Linked DNA regions of Homo sapiens: region 1 is linked to region 2. A link is an interaction called in ENCODE POLR2A ChIA-PET data of the cell type or tissue named here. Cell type or tissue: GM12878. All regions are shown on one strand. Region 1 overlaps FGD4 (FYVE, RhoGEF and PH domain containing 4). Region 2 overlaps FGD4 (FYVE, RhoGEF and PH domain containing 4).

Evidence for each region. ChIA-PET counts read pairs that join two places held together with the same protein. Peaks named below come from ENCODE experiments on the same cell type or tissue, not always from the same donor. Only the 100,000 strongest peaks of a DNase experiment are listed, where the experiment ranks them.
Region 1: POLR2A ChIA-PET joins it to region 2 with 7 read pairs; 4 of 35 experiments call an interaction of 5 or more read pairs at or near these places.

Annotation. Positions count from the first base shown.
Region 1 is chr12:32,427,293-32,431,292 of GRCh38, reverse strand. The region is part of intron 1 of FGD4 (FYVE, RhoGEF and PH domain containing 4); the gene reads right to left. Among named protein-coding and RNA genes, the nearest start is that of FGD4, 30 kb to the right of the region's middle. In GM12878, no CTCF peak of the experiment used is centred here; no DNase peak of the experiment used is centred here.
Region 2 is chr12:32,480,212-32,484,211 of GRCh38, reverse strand. The region is part of intron 1 of FGD4 (FYVE, RhoGEF and PH domain containing 4); the gene reads right to left. Among named protein-coding and RNA genes, the nearest start is that of FGD4, 83 kb to the right of the region's middle. RefSeq lists a silencer at 1,698-1,857. In GM12878, no CTCF peak of the experiment used is centred here; a DNase peak (open chromatin) is centred at 1,781.

The sequences.
Region 1 (4,000 bases), 53 kb after region 2:
TTGCCGCCAATATAATTTTCCCGGAAGTTTACAGAAAGGGGCTATAATCAAGAGGCAGAGAAGCACCTAACACATCTGCTGCCAGCTAATCAGAGAGGATTCATGACATTATATGATGACAGCTGCTCTCTACAAGTGGGAGTTATATGATTTTTAATTTTCTATTCCTTTTTTCGACCTCTCCAATGCTCATTTTGTGGCTACAGAGAATCTCCCAGGTTAACGAAAACATACCAGTTGTTCATTCAGTTCCAAAACCTGGAAATGGACATTAGCTCTCAATGAAAATCAGCTTAGATTGGGCACCAAACTGACTTCAGAACAATGACTACCATCATTGGCAGTTTCCTCCTTGCTTCCTCCAGAACCCTTCTCCTCCTTCCCTTCTTTTCAATGTTTTCATAGGCAATGGCCTGAGTTTACCATTTTCTATAAAAGGACTACAGAGGGGCTCTAATTAGCACCCTAGTCAGTTCCCAGTCTTGAAGCTAGTTCTTCTACTTTGGACAGTATCTCTGGGTGTGAATACTCTCACTCAATTTTTTATTATACTAAGATGTTAAAAGAGTGGGGAAAGGCTTACCTAATTCTCTTAGAAAAATTCTCTTAGAAAAACATATACCAGTAAGATCATGATATTGATATATTAATATTACTTTTACACACACGCAATTATATATATCCATCCATTACAGTTTTTTTAAATAGAGTAAAAGAGGAATGAAGTTTTACCTGTTTTTGCAGAACATATAAAATTCATAAGATTCTTGAAAATAAAGATTATTCATATAACTTCAAAATTTAGTAGGTAACTGTCACCCTGCTAATGATATACGATATAATCTAGTCAAACAAGTTCCTAGAAAGCAATAGAGGATTTGAGTTAATCAAGTATTACCAAAAGTACGGTTGCCCAGCAAAGATCAGGAAACTATTTCTTGTTTCTACCTCCAGAATCTCTTCTTTCCTTTTTTTTTTCTTTTTTGAGACAGAGTCTCACTTTATCACCAAGGCTGGAGCACAGTGGTGCAATCTCAGCTCACTGCAACCTGCCCCTCCCAGGTTCAAGCAATTCTCCTGCCTCAGTCTCCCAAGTAGCTGGAATTACAGATGCCTGCTACCACACCCGGCTAATTTTTGTATTTTTAGTAGAAACGGGATTTCACCATGTTGGCCAGGCTAGTCCCAAACTCCTGACCTCAGGTGATCTGCCTGCCTCAGCCTCCCAAAGTGCTGGGATTACAGGCATAAGCCAGCGCGCCCAGCCCAGAATCTTTTCTAATAATGTTTCTGTTTCTCCTTGAAAATGTCCTTTTTTTTTTTTGGCCTCATTAACTACAGTAAACCTGATAGGAATTTGGCAGGACTCGTTTCAACAAGATGCAGGTCACAAAGACCTTGCTGATAAAACATGGTAAGAAGCAGGCCAAAACCCACCAAAACCAAGATGGCAACAAAAGAGACCTCTGGTTGTCCTCACTGCTAATTATAGCTAATTATAATTATGTATGCTAATTAGCATGCTAAAAGACACTCCCAGCAGCCAGACTGCCTCTCTAGATTTCTCCTATCTGTACAAAGCATCTCTGAAAGAAAGGCAGCAGCCCCAGTCAGGGGTTTAAACTCCCATCTCCCTGGGACAGAGCACCTGGGGGAAAGGGCAGCTGTGGGCAAAGCTTCAGCAAACTTAAAAGTTCCTGCCTGCCAGCTCTGAAGAGAGCAGCAGATCTCCCAGCAAAGCGCTTGAGCCCTGCTAAGGGACAGACTGCCTCCTCAAATGGGTCCCTTACCCCCGTGCCTCCTGATTGGGAGATACCTCCCAGCAGGGGTCAACAGACACCTTGTACAGGAGAGCTCTGTCTGGCATGTGGAGGGTGCCCCTCTGGGACGAAGCTTCCAGAGGAAGGAAGAGGGAGCAATCTTTGCTGTTCTGAAGCCTCCACTGGTGATACCCAGGCAAACAGGGTCTGGAATGGACCTCCAGCAAACTCCAGCAGACCTGCAGCAGAGGACCCTGACTGTTAGAAGGAAAACTAACAAACAGAAATGAATAGCATCAACATCAACAAAAAAGATGTTCACATAGAAACCCCATCCGAAGGTCACCAACATCAAAGACCAAAGGTAGATAAATTCATGAAGATGAGGAAAAACCAGAGCAAAAAGACTGAAAATTCCAAAAACCAGAACACCTCTTCTCTGAAGGATCACAACTCCTCACCAGCAAGGGAATAAAACTGGATGGAAAATAAGTGTGATGAATTGACAGAAGTAGGCTTCAGAAGGTGGGTGATAAAAAACTCCTCTGAGCTAAAGGAACATGTTCTAACCCAATGCAAGGAAGCTAAGAACCTTGAAAAAAGGTTAGAGGAATTGCTAACTAGAATAACTAGTTTAGAGAAGAACATAAATGACCTGATGGAGGTGAAAAATACAGCATGAGAACTTTGTGAAGCATAACAAGTATCCATAGCTGAATCAATCACACGGAAGAAAGGACATCAGAGATTGAAGACAACTTAATGAAATAAAGCACAAGACAAGATTAAAGAAATATGGGACTATTAAAAAGACCAAAGCTACGTTTGATTGATGTACCTGAAAGTGATGGGGAGAACTGAACCAAGTTGAAAAACACTCTTCAGGATATTATCCAGGAGAACTTCCCCAACCTAGCAAGGCAGGCCAACATTCAAATTCAGGAAACACAGAGAACACCATAAAGATACTCCTCGAGAAGAGCGACCCCAAGACACATAATTATCAGATTCTCCAAGGTTGAACTGAGGGAAAAAATGTTAAGGGCAGACAGAAAGAAAGGTTGGGTTACCCACAAAGGAAAGCCCATCAGACTAATAGCAGATCTCTCTGCAGAAACCCTACAAGCCAGAAGAAGAGTGGGGACCAACATTCAACATTCTTAAAGTAAAGAATTTTCAACTCAGAATTTCATATCCAGCCAAACTAAGCTTCATAAGCAAAGGAGAAATAAAATCCTTTACAGACAAGCAAATGCTGAGAGATTTTGTCACCACCAGGCCTGCCTTACAAGAGCTCCTGAAGGAAGCACTAAATCTGGAAAGCAACAACTGGTACCAGCCACTGCAAAAACATACCAAATTGTAAAGACCATTGATACTATGAAGAAACTGCATCAACTAATGGGCAAAATAACCAGCCAGCATCATAATGACAGGATCAAATTCACACATAACAATACTAACCTTAAATGTAAACAGGCTAAATGCCCCAATTAAAAGACACAGACTGGCAAATTAGATAAAGAGTCAAGACCCATTGGTGTGCTGTATTCAGGAGATCCATCTCACATGCAAAGACACGCATAGGCTCAAAATAAAGGGATGCAGGAATATTTATCAAGGAAATGGAAAGCAAAAAAAAGCAGGAGTTGCAATCCTAGTCTCTGATAAAACAGACTTTAAACCAACAAAGATCAAGAGAGACAAAGAAGGCCATTACATAATGGTAAAGGGATCAATTCAACAAGAAGAGCTAACTATCTTAAATATATATGCACCCAATACAGGAGCACCCAGATTCATAAAGCAAGTTCTTAGCGACCTACAAAGAGACTTAGACTCCTACACAATAATAGTGGGAGACTTTAACACCCCACTGTCAATATTAGACAGATCAAGACAGAAAATTAACAAGGATATTCAGGACTTGAACTCAGCTCTGGACCAAGCAGACCTAATAGACATCTACAGAACTCTCTACCCCAAATCAACAGAATATACATTCTTCTCAGCACCACATCTCACTTATTCTAAAATTGACCACATATTTGGAAATAAAATACTCCTCAGCAAATGCAAAAGAATGGAAATCATAACAAATAGTCTTTCAGACTACAGCGCAATCAAATTAGAACTCAGGATTAAGAAACTCACTCAAAACTGCACAACTACATGGAAACCGAACAACCTACTCCTGAATGACTACTGGGTAAATAACGAAATTAAGGCAGAAATAAATA
Region 2 (4,000 bases):
CATTTAGAAATCCTCCCATTGCATGGATAAGAAAATTGAGGCCAAGACTGACAAGGCAGTCAAGATAAAGCCATACTATATGAGGCAGACAAGATATGCACACTTCAGAGCTCCCAACGGATTTTTTTTGGTGTAATTTCCAAGGTATTATACATCCAAATAATTAACTCTTTCTTGAACACACCATCATCTAGTATAATACTGTAATGCAGTGGTGATTTTGAGAGCTAGTAACCTACCTCCAACAATCACTTGCTGTCAATAAATGTTATTTTCATAAACTTTAAAAGCTGATCTTTATGAAGTGAAAGGTATAGTAATACACAGTATGTTCATATACTGTGGTGGTGTCCATCTGAGGGCTAATGCTTTCCAAACCTCACCAATTCCAGCCATCATCCTCATCCAGGTCAGCTAAGGGCTGGGTGTGTCCTCTACAGTCAGGATAGGTTTTACACAGGAAGTGCTGGCACTTACACAGGCTGGAGTGAAGATGTCAAATGAGGATGTCAGCATTTTTGGTTCCCTCTCTCTAGCTCAGAAAAGTACTGCAGGAAACTTCAAACTGACCATATGCCAATGAGTTATGGGCTAAAACTGGAACTGTCCTGCACTGCTACTGTGAACCAGGGCCAGAAGGATCCTCATGAGTATGCTGGCCTTTGTTCTTGACCTCTTTTTTCAATGTTTTGGCAGTTTGGAGGGCAAAGAAAAAGAAAAGTTATATGGAATATTTTCTGATGATTTGGCATTGTACATTGTAGATTTTTATGTATCTTTACAATCAACTAAACCTTTCACTATTCATTCAGAGATTATATGGATCTAGCCGTAGAAAAATGTTGCAGGGATTACACTGAAATAAAATTGCACCCATAGATGTGTGATTGTGCTATTTTTCTGAGTTCTCTGCACAGATTCTCTGCCTTGTAGATTTTACAAAATACAGATTTATCCCTACTGGCTTTAAATCAAGTGATCCTGATCAATTTACTCACACATGCTTGAATTTCAGAATGGCTATAGGAACTGCAATTTTAACCAATTCGTTACAAGCTAAAATTAGTATTCTACCCACACACACACACAAAAATTATCATGTGGCTAAAAATAAAGCTTCATAAAAGGAGAATACACTAAGCTATTTATATTTTCCTAACACCATCATTATATTCCGTATCTTGATAAAATTATCAGTAATTATAGCTGTATACTTAACTTGCTATGTGCTCTCCTCATAACAACCTCAACAAAAAGTCATTAATAGGTGTTGAAACTGAGAACATCTATACATCATCTATAACTGAGAAAGTAACTTTCCAGATAGTAAACGGCAGGTCTGGAATGCAAATCCTGAACTATTTAACTTCAAAACGTGATTTCTAAAGTGCAGAACGTCTGCTTATCCTCCCAAAGTTTGTCAAAATTATTAACGTGGGATGAAATAAAAATTTTTACCCTATGTCTTCGTTTTCTTGTATTCTCCCCCCAAACTCAAAACTTAAAAATTTTTATGCCTGGTAAAGTTCCTCTTTCTACCTCATGGGATTCTTTGCATAACTAAATTCCTGGAAACTCTGTATTTAATCTACTTGTAAGCAAATCATTTTATATATAATCTGGAATAGTGGGATCATTTTAGAGTAACATATCTTGCAGTCCTACAGTCCGCTCAGCAATAGTTGCTTTTATCTTAATTTGCTTATTCGCTGTACAAATGAGAAGAACATATGTGTAACTTCCTCAAGGTCACTTCGAGCCAGAAATAGAATTTTGGTTTAAGGTCTGGTTGCTAAACCACACTTCCTCTTCAATGGTAAGCTACCATTGGTAAGCTGGTCACTAAGAAATAGAAAACAAGAAGCATGGGATATTCAAAATACTTTTCATGCCAGAATTTCTCTTTTCCCTACCCATCTGTCTCTGTTTTTCCCATCTCCTAAATATGCTATATTGTGATTATGGAAAAAGACAGCAACTGCTTTGGCAGATAAGGAAAAACACCTTATTCCTATTTCAAACATGAAGCAAATATTTCATTTCCTTTGTTTATTAAAATATATAATGTGGCCTTGAAAGTCACGGCACTTTTTTAAAAAATGCTTAATTTATCCATTCTATTTAATTTTACTGGTATAGACAATTACTTTGATTTGTAAATTTGAGACTGTTCTCTAAGAAATGTGTAGGTACCAAGACATGTGACAACTGGCACTACTATAGAGGGTTTTATTTAAAGCAGACTGCCCAATTGAACTTTATGCAATAATGAAAATGTTCTATAATTGTGCTATATAATAAGGTGGCCACATGAGCACTTGAAACATGGGTTCGTGTGATCAAGGAACTGAAATTATTTCAATTAACTTAGATGTTCTTTTTTTTTTTTTTTTGAGACAGTCTTGCTCTGTCACCCAGGCTGGAGTACAGTGGCACAATCTTGGCTCACTGCAACCTCTGCCTCCCAGGTTCAAGAGATCCTTCCACCTCAGCCTCCCAAGTAGCTAGGACTGCAGGTGCACACCACCACACCCAGCTAACTTACATATTTTTAGTAGAGACAGGGTTTCACCTTGTTGGTCAGGCTGGTCTTGAACCCCTGATCTCCTGATCCACCCGCCTCAGCTTCCCAAAATGCTGGGATTACAGGCGTGAGCCACCGCACCCGGCTGATGTTCATTTTTAAAGCAATCTGTGGCTAGTGGACGGCATAGGTCTAAAGTCTGGATATATCTTTTAGCATTTTATTTAGAAATACTTACAGACTCATAGGAAGTTGCAAAAATATGACAGAGAGGTCCAGTGTACCATTCACCCAGTTTCCTTTGATCATTACATCTTGTAAGACCATATTACAATATGAAAACTAGAACACTTGCATTGCCACAATGTATTTGGCAGCTAATTTTTGTATGGCCAGCTAATTTTTATATTTTTACTAGAGACGGGGTTTCACCATGTTAACCAGGATGGTCTTGATCTCCTGACCTCATGATCCAACCGCATCGGCCTCCCAAAGTACTGGGATTACAGGCATGAGCCACTGCGCCCGGCTTTTTTTTTTTTTTTTTTTTTTTTTTTTTTGAGACGGAGTCTCACTCTGTCACCCAGGCTGGAGTACAGTGGCACTATCTCAGCTCACCGCAAGCCGGGGATTGCTTGAGCCCAGGAGTTCAAGGCCAGCCCGGGCAACATAGGGAGACCCCATCTCAGCATGCATACACACACAATTATTTTTACATTGGCCGGGTGTGGCCATGCACACCTATGGTCCCAGCTACTTGAGAATGTAAGGTGAGAGCATCATTTAAGCCCAGGACGTCAAGGCTGTAGTGAGCCATAATGGTGCCACAACACTCCAGCCTGGGCAATAGAGCAAGATCCTGTCTCAAGATTTAAAAAAAAAAAAAAAAGGCCGGGCGTGGTGGCTCACGCCTGTAATCCCAGCACTTTGGGGGGCCAAGGAGGGCGGATCACGAGGTCAGGAGAGCAAGAGCATCCTGGCCAACATGGTGAAACCCCGTCTCTACTAAAAATACAAAAATTAGCTGGCCATGGTGGTGCGTGCCTGTAATCCCAGCTACTCGGAAGGCTGAGGCAGGAGAATCACTTCAACCTGGGAGGTGGAGGTTGCAGTGAGCTGAGATTGCGCCACTGCACTCCAGCCTGGTGACAGAGTAAGACTCCGTCTCAAAAAAACGAAAAAAACAAAGAAAGAAAGAAAAGAAAAAAGAGAAGAAAAAACAAACAGGTTGGGCGTTGTGGCTCACACCTGTAATCTCAGCACTTTGGGAGGCCGAAGTGGGCGGATCACGAAGACAAGAGATCGAGACCATCCTAGCTAACACGGTGAAACCCCGTCTCTACTGAAAATACAAAAAAATTAGCTGGGCATGGTGGCACGTACCTGTAATCCCAGCTACTTGGGAGGCTGAGACAGGAGAATGGTGTGAACCTGGCAGGCGGAGCTTGCAGTGAGCCAAGATCATGCCACGGCACT